Linked DNA regions of Homo sapiens: region 2 is linked to region 1. Evidence: read pairs that join two places in POLR2A ChIA-PET (ENCODE). Cell type or tissue: GM12878. All regions are shown on one strand.

The links. ChIA-PET counts read pairs that join two places held together with the same protein. Peaks named below come from ENCODE experiments on the same cell type or tissue, not always from the same donor. Only the 100,000 strongest peaks of a DNase experiment are listed, where the experiment ranks them.
Region 2: POLR2A ChIA-PET joins it to region 1 with 5 read pairs; 4 of 35 experiments call an interaction of 5 or more read pairs at or near these places.

Annotation. Positions count from the first base shown.
Region 1 is chr3:105,850,274-105,858,273 of GRCh38, reverse strand. CBLB (Cbl proto-oncogene B) reads left to right here. Exons shown (of 19, transcript NM_170662.5): 3 at 4,610-4,860. Among named protein-coding and RNA genes, the nearest start is that of CBLB, 15 kb to the left of the region's middle. In GM12878, no CTCF peak of the experiment used is centred here; a DNase peak (open chromatin) is centred at 4,063; H3K27ac peaks cover 622 bases.
Region 2 is chr3:105,373,140-105,381,139 of GRCh38, reverse strand. The region is part of intron 1 of ALCAM (activated leukocyte cell adhesion molecule); the gene reads right to left. Among named protein-coding and RNA genes, the nearest start is that of ALCAM, 10 kb to the right of the region's middle. In GM12878, no CTCF peak of the experiment used is centred here; no DNase peak of the experiment used is centred here; H3K4me3 peaks cover 400 bases; H3K27ac peaks cover 603 bases.

The DNA of each region.
Region 1 (8,000 bases):
CATTTTTGGCAGAAGCTGTCATAAATCACAGGGTTTAATAGTAATCCAACTGATGAACTGCGCACCCAGTGGCATACCGTAGTTCAGCATTGTATGTTGCACTTTCCCAAGTGCAAATTTAGAAAACAGTTTAGCCTACAGGGCCTTGATGAACTGACTCTGGCCTATTTCAGATCTCTCGTACTACTCACTCACAGCCTTCCTTCCTATGCTCTGATCTTTTAGAATAACTGCATTTACTTCTCTCTTAACATGCTTGCTCTCTGGTGTCTCTTAAGCCTTAGCACACTCCTTTGCCTAGAATACTCCTTTTGGCAAATTTAAGTATGTATTTCCTGACACTCTTATGTGGAGATGAGTGAGCTGCTGCTTTTCTCCTGTAGCAGTTTGTACTTGCCTCCATCATAGCACTAAATTCTCCTGTAATTCTTTTCCTAAGCCACCAGTCTTTCCCACTAGGCAGCTGCTTGAGGGCAGGTGTGTGATTTATTCCTTTCTGTGTTCCCTAGAGCCTGAAACAATGCCTGCCACATAAATGTTTGTTGAATTAACAAATGGGTCCTGAAGTTTACGTAAATTTGCAAATGGAATAAAATAAAAATGTAAATGAGTTTAGCAGGGATCATTAATTATATGCCTAATTTTAATTAAATTGTGATACAGTTAGAAAGATCAGCCCGAGATTCAGAAGATACAAGCTCTTGTATTGGATTAATGATATTTTAATGGTCCCTTAATCTTTCTAGTTCTTAGTTTTTTTAAATCTGGAAATGAATGGATTGGGTGGAATCTTTACTAAGATCCCTTAGAGCAAGAATTACATTGCTCTTAAGTTAATTATAGAGAACTACGTCTCTTCTGCCAGACTCTTTGCATCTCTTTGAATCAGGAAGTATGTTCTAGTCATCTATAATTTCCTAGCTCTAAGCTCAGTACCTGGCATATAGTAGTTCAAGCAATTTCCACCTGATAAAGCAATAAATTCCCACATGGAATTACAGTTTTAAATAAAGCAAATGAGAAAAAAGTTCAGATAAAGAATAGTGAATTAAATATTTGTAAAACATAAACGTTTCTGTCAAAGAATATTTATGTGGAATGTCTGGAAAAAAAATACCTGACAGAAATTTTGTATGTATCAGTTAAAAAGTTCTCTAGTAGAGGAAATGAATTTGAAGCTACCTGGTCCCCAAACTAGAAGAAAATAATGTATCAGTCTGTGACATGTTACACCAAGTTTTATGTTGCTGACATTAAACTATGCCTGCTGTAGAATGTTGGTGGCAATATTCTTGGTATTTATGTATACTTGTGATAGTATTTTTGGTTTAAATAATTTAAAAACCATATTCTTTTTCAAGCAGGATTTGTTAAATAATTGGCATATTTGGGACTTAATCTTTAGGGCAGAATGAACTCTGATTATACTAACGTATCACGTATTAAAAAGGGGGTAAAAAAAGCTCTGTCAGCCATTTTCACTATACTTTGTAAAGATTTGCTGTTATTTAGTAAATGAGATGACATCTTACCTTTCCAAGGACTTTCTTGGAGATAAAAATACTATTATTACTTTTTAACTAAGCCTATACCTTTGGATTATTAATTTGAATACTTGATACTTTAGAGTTCAATTGTAAAAATAAAGGAAATAATACAATCAAACTATTTGTGAAAAAAAAATAGCAGTCAACCAATCCATTAATTTGTTGGTTATGTACTCAGCAATTCTGCTTTAAGGCATTGTTTACAAAGAGGAAGAATATAAGATCATGCCCTGGGTTAATGTGAAAAACATCTTAAATTAGAGGCTGATGGTTGGAAATTTGAACCAGATTTTTCTCTCCATCTACTCCCTCTGAAAAAAACCCTGATCCCCAGTGATTTCTTTTTTTTTTCCTTTTCTTTTTTTTTTTTTTTTTTTTGAGATGGAGTCTTGCTTTCTTGTCCAGGCTGAGTGCAGTGATGTGATCTCAGCTCACTGCAACCTCTGCCTCCCGGGTTCAAGTGATTCTCCTGCCTCAGCCTCCTTAGTAGCTGGGATTACAGGCACCTGCCACCACACCCAGCTACTTTTTGTATTTTTAGTAGAGACAGGGTTTCACCATGTTGGCCAGGCTGGTCTCGAACTCCTGACCTCATGATCTGCCTGTCTCGGCCTCCCAAAGTGCTGGGGTTACAGGTGTGAGCCACTGCGCCTGGCCAATTTCTTTAAGAAAGTAAGTGTGATAGTGTGTATAAGAGTACCCTTTAAATTTGTTAGTTCCTTGATTTATTGTGTTCGTTATGCTTGAAGTTATTATAGTTCGATTGTTTATTTGTCCCAGGCACTTTTATGGGTGCCCAGAGGCAGATCCATGTTTTATGTCCCCTGAAACTTATATGATTTGAAAGAATCTTTCTAAATATAAAGAATACGAAAGTACAAACATCAAATTGTTTATGAAAGTGAATTTTTTTTAGAATGAGAAAAATCCACAAAGCACTATAGTTTTTAAAAAGCCGGTATATCTACAAGTGATTAGAGAAATAATCTAGACTAGTTTTTGGCTCTGTACATTTTATACTTTGATTATCTTCCGTTACCGCATATACTTCCAGTTTTGGGTGTCATGAAACACATTCAAATTGCCAGATTTGAATTGGATTTCACTGTTCCCATGGTAGGCTAGTCAGCATTGTGGGCACCTCAGGTATTTCTAAAACCATCTTTTAAAAAAAGTTCTATTACAGATTTAAAAAATATTGTATTTATTTAAGGTGTATAACATGATGCTTTGATATATATACACATAGTGAAATGGTTACTACATCAAATAAATTAACATATCCTTCACCTTCCATAATTACCTTTCTGTGGTAAGACCATTTAAACTCTGTTCTCTTAGCAAATTTTCAGAATACAGTATTATTAGCTATAGGCCTCATGCTGTACATTAGATCTCCAGTATTAATTATCCTACATAACTTCAAATTTGTACTCTTTGACCTTCTTCTCTCCATTTCTTCCCCTCCCCATCCCTGGGGCCCACCCACTGTTCTACTCTCTGTTTCTTTGTTGCTTAACTCCTTCTTTTAAGATTTTGCATGTGAAAATGAGATCATATATTAATAGTATATTCTTTCTTTGCCTGCCTTATTTCAGTTTCATTGGGATTGCTGACAGTAATTAAACCATTTTACAGGAGTGACTGTATGCCTCACATATACCTTCCATTAAACCCAAAGTAAATGTGTCTTCAATTCAAATTTCCATTAGCCAGATTCCAAAAATACCCACAGCCACTCCAGTGCCACCCAACAGGAGGCTTTAGCCAATTATGTTTAAGATATTATACTCTTAGGCCGGGTACGGTGGCGCACACCTGTAATCCCAGCACTTTGGGAGGCCGAGGCGGGTGGATCACAAGGTCAGGAGTTCGAGACCAGCCTGACAAAGATGGTGAAATCCCGTCTCTACTAAAAATATAAAAATTAGCCAGGTGCGGTGGCAGGCACCTGTAATCCCAGCTACTTGGGAGGCTGAGGCAGGAGAATCACTTGAACCCGGGAGGCAGAGGTTGCAGTGAGCTGAGATCGTGTCACTACACTCCAGCCTGGGTGACAGAATGAGACTCCGTCTTAAAAAAACAATAAAATAAAATAAGATATACTCTTGACAATTTGACAAAAAAAAAAAATACAACGAGGGCCTTAGAAGAGAGCCATGTATCTTTATGATCTTTATGTGAACATTTAACCTTTTGTAAGAGTGCTGTCCCATTACACTATATAATGCTACTGTGCAATTCTCAATTATTTCATTTGAAAGTTATTTATGTAAAGAGTTGATTATGCCCTTTCTGGAGGGATAAGAATGTGGTGGACTAACTTACTCTTGGCTAAATCACATGAACATGTAGAAGTGAATACATTAGTTGGATTACTACCTTCTCTGGCCGGCAGAAGGTACTTTCAGTTCTGCAGGCAGCCCCTGAACGCCCCAGTGGTTGGGCAGCACCTGTGATGGGATGACTGAACCGTTATATGCCACATGTTTATAGGCGTGGTAGACAGTATGGGGAGGTGGAAAAGACTGGTTCTGACCTGACACACATTTACTACTTAATAACTCAGTTATTCAAATTGCACCTCTTTGTTTTATTGTCCTCGGGGTTCAGAACAGTACACCAAAACGCTAATTAACAAACTATGAGACAGCAACAGCTGGGAATTCAGTGTAGTAAAATAACATATAAATGTGAGACATTGGTTGTCAACAGAGAAGGCCCATTTCCTCATTTTTATTTAAAAAAAAAGACTATCAGTGATATACAGTGATTAGCATACTGGAGTTCTTTTAAGCTATGCACAATGAGGTATCTTAGAATTAAACTTTAGAGGTTCAAAATAAGGATATGATATAGAAAAGATTGAATGGTAGGAGAACAGAATAGGATTTATTTATATTATGACAAACGTGACTATCAGTTAATAAATTGGAGATAGTAAGTTAAGATCATTATTTATATTATGGAAAAATGAAGAAATAGGACATGGTTCTCTAACTTTTTAATTTTTCTGTGAAATAAAATATTATGACTTATTTTATTTTTATCTTTGTTTTTAGGTAAGACTGTGCCAAAATCCCAAACTTCAGTTGAAAAATAGCCCACCATATATACTTGATATTTTGCCTGATACATATCAGCATTTACGACTTATATTGAGTAAATATGATGACAACCAGAAACTTGCCCAACTCAGTGAGAATGAGTACTTTAAAATCTACATTGATAGCCTTATGAAAAAGTCAAAACGGGCAATAAGACTCTTTAAAGAAGGCAAGGAGAGAATGTATGAAGAACAGTCACAGGACAGGTAAGAAGAATATTTCAGATGTTTTGGTGTAAAGGTCATTTATGTTGCTTTTTACTTAATAGTTAACCTAAACGTCACCATGTAATTGTTTTGGGGTAAATGTGAGTCGCTTTGTATATAGTCATGTGGTACTTAACGATGGGGATACTTTACAAGAAATGCATTTTTAGACAATTTCATTGTTGTGTGGACATGATAGAGTGTACTTACACAGAGCTAGATGGTATTACCTACCGCACACCTAGGCTGTATGATGTAGCCTATTGCTCCTAGGCTGCAAATCTATACAGTATGTTACTGTACTGAATACTGTGGGCAGTTGTAACACAATGGTAAGTATGTGTGTATCTAAATATACCTAAACATAGAAAAGGTATGGTAAAAATACTGTATAAAAGGCCGGGCGTGGTGGGTCATGCCTGTAATCCCAGCACTTTGAGAGGCTGAGGTGGGCGGATCACTTGAGGTCGGGAGTTCGAGACCAGCCTGACCAACATGGAGAAACCCTGTCTCTACTAAAAATACAAAATTAGCCCGGCGTGGTGGCACACGCCTGTAATCCCAGCTACTCGGGAGGCTGAGGCAGGAGAATCGCTTGAACCCAGGAGGTGGAGGTTGTGGTGAGCTGAGATTGTGCCATTGCACTCCAGCCTGGACAAAAAAAAAAATACTGTATAAAAGATAAAAATGGATAACCTGTAATAACCTGTATAACATGCATGGAGCTTGCCAGACTGGAAGTGAGTGAGTGAACGGTGAGTGAATGTGAAGGCCTAGGACTGTTACTGTACACTACTGCAGACTTCAGAAACATTGTACACTTAGGCTACACTAAATTTATAAAAAAAATTTCTTTTCCAATATGAACAGCCTACTGTCACATTTAAACTTGATAAACTTTTAATTTTTTTTAACTTTTTGACTCTGGTATTAACAATTAGCTTAACAAAAATATTTTCTTTCTATATTACCCTATAAGCTTTAAAAAATGTTAAAAAATTAAGTTTTAAAAAAAATTTTATAAACTTTTTAAAAACTAAGACACAAACACACACATTAGCCTAGGCCTGCACAGTGTCAGGATCATCAATATTATTGTCTTCCACCTCCACATCTTATTCCACTGGAAGGTCACACAATATGTAACTTTTTCAGATTGGCTTCTTTCACCTAACAATTTGCATTTTAGCATGGAGCAATAACATGCATGGAGCTATCATCTGTGATAATAGTGCCTTCAGGAATACCTCCTGAAGGGCCTGCCTGAGGCCCTTTTACTGTTAGCTGTTTTTTAATAAGTAGAAGGAATACCCTATAAAATAATGTTAAAAAGTTTATAGTATAGTAAATACATCAACTAGTAATATAGTCACTTATTATAATATCATTATCAAGTATGTGTTATGCATAATTGTATGTGCTATGCTTTTATGTGACTGGTGGCACAGTAGATTTGTTTACACCAGCATCACCACAAACATGTAATATGTTGCACTATGACCTTGTGATGACTATGACATCACTAGGTGATAGGAATTTTTCAGTTCCATTATAATCTTATGAAAGCACTAACATAAATGCAGTCTGTCATTAACTGAAATGTCCTTGACTGAAATGTCATTACGGGGTTCATGACTGTATTTGCTTTTAACATTAATAGCTTTATGTGAATTTACTTATGATAGTAGCTAGTTCATGAGACAGTATTCTCAATGTTTTAATAGACTTCATTTTCAGAGTCATTTTAGGTTTACAGGAAAATTATTCAGAAATTACAGTTCCCATAAATCTCCTCTGCCCAAGCAGTTTCTCCTGTTCACATCTTGCATTGGTGTAGTGTGTTATAGTTGATAAACTATTGTTGATACATTATTATTAACTAAAGCCTAGAGTTTACATTAGGGTCCACTTTTTGTGTTGTGCTGTTCTATGCTCCATAAATGCATAATGTAATATATCCACCATTACAGTGTTATATAGAATTGTTTCACTGCCCTAAAAATGCCCCGTGATCTACTTACTGTCTCACTTCCCCCCCTGAACCCATGGCAACCGCTGATCTTTTTACTGTCTGTGCAGTTTTGCCTTCTCCACAGTGTTACATAGTTGGACTCACACAATATGTAACTTTTTCAGATTGGCTTCTGTCACCTAACAATTTGCATTTTAGGTTCCTCCATGTCTTTTCATAACTTGGTAGCTCATTTCTTTATGCCACTGAATAATACTCCATTGTGTGGTTGCATCACAGTTTGGTTTTTCACTCACACCTTGAAGTACATCTCGGTTGCTTCCATTTTTTGGGTAATCATGTATAAAGTTGCAATAAATATTTGTGTGTAGGTATTCATGTGGATTTAGGCTTTTAACTCATTTGGGTAAAATACCTAGCAAGATTGCTAGATTTTCAGGGTATGCATAAGTTTAGAAAGCACATAAGAAACTTTCAAGAAAGTTTGTAAGAAACCCCTTGACTGGTTCCAAAGTGGCTCTACCCTTTTTCATTCCCACCAGCAACGAATGACAGTTCTTGGTGCTCCACATCCACACCAGAATTTGGTATTGGAGACAAGTGTTTTAAAGACATAGTTTGATTGAATCTGCGGATGTGGTAGATGTGGGTGGGAGATGTAACTTCCATCTGTGTATTTTGACTTAAGTGAGAAACTGAACTGGGCTGGCAAAGACTGAATTGACATCAACCAAATCCTAATTTTATAGCCAGGATTCTTCATTTAGATATCCTCATTCAAGTTTATTGTTTGGCCATTCTAATGTTAAATTTCAGGATCTATCTTAAACAAAATAAGGAAAATGATAGAGTTTTCCATTTCTGGGCTATTTTAAATATATATGGAATATTCATGATAGTGATAGTTTATTTAGATTTCCAAATTGGAAAACCAATATTAATGAAAATATATAGTGTCTTAACATGTTAGTTAAATTTTAGTGTGAGACTCTTAACCTCTCTGTATTTAGTTTTCTGACATAGGAAAACCTTTAAGAAACCTCTAATATTTCTTTCAGGTCAGAAAAACTGGCCTCATAGGGTTGTAAAATAGAAAATTCAGTTATGGAGGTATGTGAACTCTAAATTTTCTATGAATACTGGCCAAATACCCATAACAAGTAAAACC
Region 2 (8,000 bases), 480 kb after region 1:
TAATTCATTTAACTTTCACAGCTATCCTACAAGATAGGTGCTATTATTCCCATTGCATAGATTAGGACAGAAGAGGGTTTAAGCAACTTCCCCAATGCCACCCAACTGGGAAACTGGAGAAAGGAGACACAGGTTTCAAAACTAAACAATTTGGCTACAGACACCATATTCTCAAACTCTGATCTATAATGGAAAGTAAGCACAATAAAATGGGCACTTACTTTAAAAGGTATTTTAAATTGTGATTTGTTAAAACTGTGATGAAGAACCCACAGGCCTTTATCACAAAGCTCCTTTCCCAGTATGGCCGTCGTGACAGATAATCTAATTTCAATATGAGATTTTTAAATCTGTTTCTGTGTTGACAATTCTTAAATATACCAGAGAATTGGACGATTTCATTTACTGATATAATTTTAGTAATAAATTAGGAGGTCTAATGTGTGATATTATACAATTTTCTATAGAATGTAATAAAATCATTTCCATTTCAAATTTAAAAATGAGGCCCATCATTGAATTTTTTTTCCTTAATTAGACTTCAGGTAAAATTATTGCTCAACACTGACTCAAACATACAAGTGCGCGTGCATATTCTTCTTCTAAATCAAAATATAGTTTTGAATCTTAGAATTTTTGAGCTGTGAAGAAATCACATGGTACAATACTTCCATGAGAAAAATGAACCTCATAAAAGGTAAATGAATTGTCAGGGTCACACACAGAGTGGATAACTCCCTTATGTAGAAACATCTTAGGAGATGTCTTATAAAATTGAAACCATTTAAATTTTTTAACCATGTTAGTGGATTTTTGACAAAATTATAAATTTTTGAACAAAATCAACCCAACAACTTCTTTCATCATAACAAAATTAAAAGGTAAAGTAATAATAGATAAGATGATGAATATCAATTTAGCTTGAAAATACAATTTGGGATTACCTAAATCAAGGGAATATATGAGAAAATAAAAAAGGAAGAAGACCATTTCCATGTGGAAATCTGTAACCATTTGGTTAAAAATCTAGGCAGAGTAATTTTAAAAGATTTTGTCTACTATTCAAATATATAACAGTTTTAACTTAATAGCTACCACAAAATTAATATGAAAACATGCATTATTTTATCACTAGAAATGAACTTTTTTCTCTTTTGATGCCTTGGTGTATTAAAGTATGTTTCTCAAGAGTATACCTACTTTAATCATGTCTAGTGAGTTATTATGCAAAAGGTACAAAGAACTAAGAACTGGGGCTTTAAAACACATATTATTTGTGGAAGCATTTTTTGAATTATATGAATAGAAAGAGGATACTATTCACTTTCCAAAATATCCTTAATATTAAAATTATAGGTTTTTAATAATGTTCACTATTAAATTAGAGGTCATTGGAAAATCATAATAAATGGAAGCATCCTACAGTGCTCATAAAAGGGAAGCAGTGGAGCTCCCTCTATTGAATTACACTTGAGAAATAATGTATTTAAAATCATAATTTTATTATCAAAATGACAGCATTGTAACAATCGGAAATTTTTCTTTCTAAGTTCTAATATTTTCAAATTACAGAAACACATATAATAATGTCAATTTCTGAGAATAATATAGTGCATTACATATGTCTTTATAATTTTAACACGTGTTTTTTTCTCTTTTTTTTGTGGAAAATTACATTTTAAAGCTATAATTTTCAATTATGTTCTTTTGTTTTTCCTGAGATGATAAAACTGAAAGGTTACTTGACATTCATTGAGATTATGAAACATTCTAATAAAATATACTTTTCAGTTTAGTTATGGAAGCCCAAAATGTATTCAGATGGAACTGAAATATTTCTCAATCAGTAAAATGAAGTATTTCACAAGTTTTTCTGATGTGAATAACTGATATTATTAGGTTACTGAAAAATGTGATTCATAATGATTATTATTTGGTTGAGTGTCTACAATGTGCTAGGCACTGACAAACATAATATAAATTCATTACCTTCTTGAATATTCCTACCAAATGAACTTGGCTGCTATCCTCAATTAACAAATGAAAAAACAGACAAAAGCTAGAAAGCAAACTCATGCTCTGATCCATAGCCCAAGCTCTTGAGCTGTTATATAAAGAAATCTATGCTATGCAGATTTCAGTCTGGAGTCTCTGAGCATAGACAGTTCATGAAGATCAAGCCTGGAGAATAGTCTTCTTATACCGTGGAGATACGGCCATACTGCCTACCATCAAATCACTACTCAAGCAGTTCAAATCATTTCTAACCAAACACTTTGGATGGATTCTAGAAAATGATAACCTCCAAACCATACCCTGAAACCCTACTCCTTTTTTACTATTTTATAATCTCTTTTAGAAAGGTGGCATTTTCTAACAGCAAAGAGGAAAACAGCTGAGTGGATAAAGGTTTTGTTTTAATAAACAGATACGTATTTGCCATTCTAGTATGATCAGAGAAGCTATTTAATCTTATACTAAACAAGCATTTCTCAAAAAAAAAAAAAAAACTATTTGAGAACTAGCCAGTATCCATTGAGGCTGGGTGGAACAGGGGATTTATGTAATGGAGTAAATCCAAATATAAATTACATTTTACTCTTAGATCTGATATCAAAACTGTTATTCATACTTAGATCCATGACCATCTCTGCAAAAATATAAAACCTATACCTTAAAATCACCATAAACATTCTTCTTAGAAAGTGTTGTACCTATCACCAGGTAGGGAAAATGCTTGCAGAATAAAGTATAAGTGCCCCAGATTTGAACATCTAAACTAAATACCAGGCAGAAACTGCTTTACTCATTAAATTACAGTATGTGCATACAAACATTACCTCCATTATGAATATTTATCATTTGTTTAAAAATATTACTTTCGGCATATAATTTTTCAAAACTATATATATATATCCTGCTATTTTCTATGTAAAAGTGACTAAAATAGATTTTATTCCTACTTTCCTTAATGGGTTAAAAAATTACAGGTGAAAAATATTTAGTGGCACTGATTTTTAAAAAAATTTGTAAAATATTGTACTTTTTATCAGTTTATACAAAATTCTGACAAGCTTTGTTGGAAGAATTGTTCAAAAGATGATTTACTTAAGGCTTAAACTTGTTGGAATAATTGTTCGAAATATGATTTACTTAAAAATAACTGAAGTTTGTTTAGTAATGACTATTATACAGGGTTTACAAAGTGGCATTAGTCAGACCACCCATAAAATGTATACTGTACCTACAACGAACTAATACAAATATTTGGAAACCATTTCTTTGTGTTGAAAAGCAGTATTAAATTCACTTATGGCTCAAATGTGGCTGTCTCTTAATCCTGATTGTACAGAGTATTAATTTTACAAAATGGAAGAGGTTATGGCTTATAATTATACAGTTTATGTTCTAAAAGTTAGCAATCTTATGTAGAAAGAACAATAATAAAAATTCATGGTAAATACCTGTCTTTTCCCATTTCTGGCCCAATCTCATGTATAATAAAGTTAGGCACCAATATAGGTTTTGCCTTGTATGTGAGTGTATATGCCTACTACTCCTATAATTCTAACTTTTCCAATAAGCTTTAAATAAATGAAAACCAACTTATGATACTGGTTAAAAAGAGGAATGTAATAGTACAGATTTATGAAGAGAGTTTAAGAAAGGCATTATCTTACTTTTGTTGGGATTTTTTTAAAGATGTGTACTCTTTGAGCAGTAATTTTACAATTTCTTTCTAAATGAAAAACACATCGTTGACTCAGTAACTTCACTTCCAAGACATTTTACCAACAACTGCCACCAATTGCTTATATGGACAATAACATGATTAGGATGTTCACTGCTCTAGTTTGTAATAACGAAAGATTGGAAACAACCTAAACTTCCAGGAACTTGTGAAATGGTTACATTAATGATGATAGTACAGTAAAATCCAATGCACACTTTTTAAAAATGAGGTAGAGCTATAGGTGCTGCTATGAGACAATTTTTTAATCTCCAAAATGTACTGTTAAATGAAAAAGGAAAGGTACAAAATGATGTATATGGTATGTTTCCACTTTATTTTTTAAGTAGGGAGGTATACATACAAATATTTACTAATATGTGAATATTTCAATAAGACAAAGACATCCTTTTGTAGATCCCACAACTGGCAAGTCAATTAGGGAGATTGCAGGAAAGTATTTGAACAACTTCAAGGAATCCTTGGTTTTTGCCTCAACCTTCAAAACTTCTTTAGTTTTCATGAAAAGGGATAGGCACATTTTCACCTCCAGGAGTTAGAAACCATGTTTCTTACCACCTTAGCATCCTCAGTCATGTTATTTCCTCAGCCTACATCCTTTGCTAGATTATTCCTCAGCACGTAGCTCAGATATCACTTCCTGCTAGACGTTTTCTGAGTTTCTCTTAAATCCCAGACTAGATCTGGCCCCTTTGTTGTAAAATGCTGTTCATTGTTCTTGTGACATTTACCAAAATTTCTAGCAAATAGTTATATAGTTAATTAATTGATATCTGTTTCCCTGAGAGAACATAACATCTTTGAGTGATAGGATCTTGAATGTATAGTAATTAGTTTATTTCCATATCCTCAAGCACAATGTGTAGTACATACTGAGCACTCCATTAATATTTGTTGAAAGCTGTTATATATGCTGAATGATCAATTGACATGAGTTTTAGTTCTGGATTGGCCAACAATGTGACCTTAGTCAAGTAGTTAATTAATTTTTAGGTTCTTTACAGGTCAAAACCTTTAATCTATGAGTTTAGGCGCAAATGAAACTGAAAACATGTCACTAGGAATTGTGGTTAATTTGCTACTGGATTTTAGGTAATCTCTTAAACCTGTGGTTTCATTTATTTCAGCTCTCAAATGGGGGGCTAAACAAAAAGAACATCAAAAGAACATTCTCATTTTTCCAACAACCCTTCTTTTACCATATTTTAACTTGTGACAATAAATTCCATGCCTCTAATCCTTCAGAATTCATTCTCTCTCTCTCTCTGTCTCTGTCTTTCTCTCTCCTCTCCAGCCCCCAACACACACAAACTCACACACACTGAACTTTCCATAATTTAACTCTGGAGAGAGTTAAGGTTTTCGCTCTAAGTGAAAGTATTCTTATTCAACACTGCTTGAGCCTCTCAAAAGGCCGTATGTTTTGCCCAAGGATCTAGAAGGTGAAAATTGTTAATACAGGGTCAAAGTTTCCGCGATAAGCGTCTTTGCTGTTGTCACACCCTTGACTACAACCGTATCCTAGCCATACTGTTGGTGGCCACATCAGGTCGCCTTTTCTGACTGATACAACTTAGTTTGCATGTACAGAAGAATGCTGGGGCTTCCTTCAACATCCCTGGTTTTTTTAAGAAAAAAATTGGTAGTGTGATTACTGAGAAATCTCATAGAAGAACAGAATGGGAGTTGTACAATTTGCTGCAAAAGGAATTCATGCTCATACTGAAATAGTTCTTCCCTAAATAACCCCGTAGCTAAGTGTAGCTCCCAGGTGAATTTCAAACAAAATTATTCCCTTGGCATCTGAGGTCAATTTAGTTTCCATTCCAAACCATAGGATCCTCAATGTTTCATATCCACAACATTCTGGAATTCTAGAGGCTACAACCTCACATCTTTCTTTCTTATACCTGACATGAAAGGGGCATATAACCCATTAATGATATTTCACTGTAGCTGATAATTAAATTTAAATGGGTTAAAAATATGCACTTGGTTAGGATGAAGAGTGCATTTATCACAGTGAAGTACTCCAAGACATAAAGACAAGTTACAAATTATTGTGGAGCCTGTATGATATGTTATGCAAAATGCACTTCTGAAAATGAAAAAGGATGCCATTAATAATTGTACCAGCTCATGAGGCATAAACCAGGACAGTCTTAGGTATACCAAGATGAATGAATGGTCAACCTACTAATAATATGCATATTAAGCAAGATAGCACCAAAAGATATACAAGAAAGAAAATAAATGTCTATAATAGGTAACACACAAGTTGACAACAAATGACACCATAGGTGTCACCTGGGGAATGGTTAGCTGATTGTACCACAAACAAGCTGAATTTGGAAGGGTTCAATGTGTAGGTTTCAACCCTGAAAACTTAGAAGCTTCTTTTGGCTGCTTACCAAACATTTTCCCATCTTTTAAAGATGAATTCTCACTAACCAAACTCATAAACCAGCTTATTGGTATACATAAGAGCAATTATTGCCAAGGGAATACAATGCTTCTCTTCCAGCTAGTGCATCCTCTGACTGTAAACTGGCTATATAAGAAGTCACATTGGGCTCGGTGCAGTGGCTCATGCCTGTAATCCCAGCACTTTGGGAGGCCGCGGCATGTAGATCACCTGAGGCCAGGAGTTCCAGACCAGCCTGGCCAACATGGTGAAACCCAGTCTCTACTAAAAATACACAAAATTAGCTGGGCGAGCTGGTGGGCACCTGTAATTCCAGCTACTTGGAAGGCTGAGGCAGGAGAATCGCTTGAACTCGGGAGGCAGAGGTTGCAGTGAGCAGAGATCGCACCATTGCACTCCAGCCTGGGTAACAAGAGCGAGACACCGTCTCAAAAACAAAAACAAAAACAAAAAACAAGCATCACATTATAATTAGAAGATTTCTTAGTGACCATGAAATTCCACCATGGGAAAGTTTACTATATGACTTGAATATTCAGAGCATTACGTTCTTTTTTAAGAAAAAAAGAAAATAGAGACAGAGTTACACAATATTGGCCAGGCTGGTCTCGAACTCTTGGCCTCAGGTGATCCGCCCGCCTCGGCCTCCCAAAGTGCTAGGATTATAGGTATGAGCCACTGAGCCTGGCCCCAGAATTAGGTTCTTATAATGAGTTTTATCTATCTCAACAAAAAGCTATACCTGCTAAGGAGACTGGGCAAGTCATGTCTGCCAGTTAGAGGGGCCACTTACTTTCACCATAAAAGAAAGTGTTTGGATTCATTAAGTATAATAGCTTCAATAACCACATTTGGCCCAACTCCTCTACTTTTTCTGTGTTTCTCCAATGACCAAAGTCTTTTTCATCCTTAATCACAGGTCCTTTACGAATATACATGTTCTTTTCTTTTTGTTTTTCATTAATACTACTAAAGTGCCATCAGGTCTTGATAGCCTGTCCCACTCTGTTCTTTCATGATGGTTTTATTTTCCAGTTCAATTCTCAGTGAGGAATATTATATCCTCAACTCCCAAACTCCTTGAGAAAATTTCTTAGTAATGCATGAATGTCAGGTGCTGCCATATGGAGTTTAATTCTCCACATATGCATTGCTTCTACTGTATTTAATGCAAAGAAAAAATGTGAAGCAGCTTCTAGGTGTCAAGCTCTTAACTAGACTTGAGGATACATAGACAAAGATGATATTTGGTATTCAAAAAATTTATGTTCAACTGAAAAAAGTCACCAATATCATAATACAATGTGGTAAAAACTACAGCAAAGACAAGTACAGGGAAAAGGAAAAGGGAAAAGTTAAGACTCACTTTAGTCATTATCAACATTCCAATGTTGATTTTGCACCAAAGGCAAGTAAGTACAGGAAAGTTTTTTTTTCTTCATTCACAGTTCAAATAAGGTAATCTAGACTCTCTCTAAAACTATACAGATGGAGAGGATAAAAATCTACTTATATCAATTTCTAAGGTGAAAGTATCTTTGAGATTTATCTCCCTCAAGAAAACATTGTGTTGGAGTGCTGGTTGATATCTTAATCTACAAATTCAGTTAACTTCTCTAGTGAAATCATCATAATAAGTTAAAATAATCAAAAATAAAGTCTTTTTTAATTACAAGTTCCAATCTTCCTAACATTTATGGATTTGATATTACTGGTTTTCACTGTTTACTGTAACCCCATAATCCATTATAAGTAGTAATTTTTTTTTCTAAAAGCAGGTGTGTGAAAATCCTACTGGAGAGTCAACCTACCTGGCTGCTAACC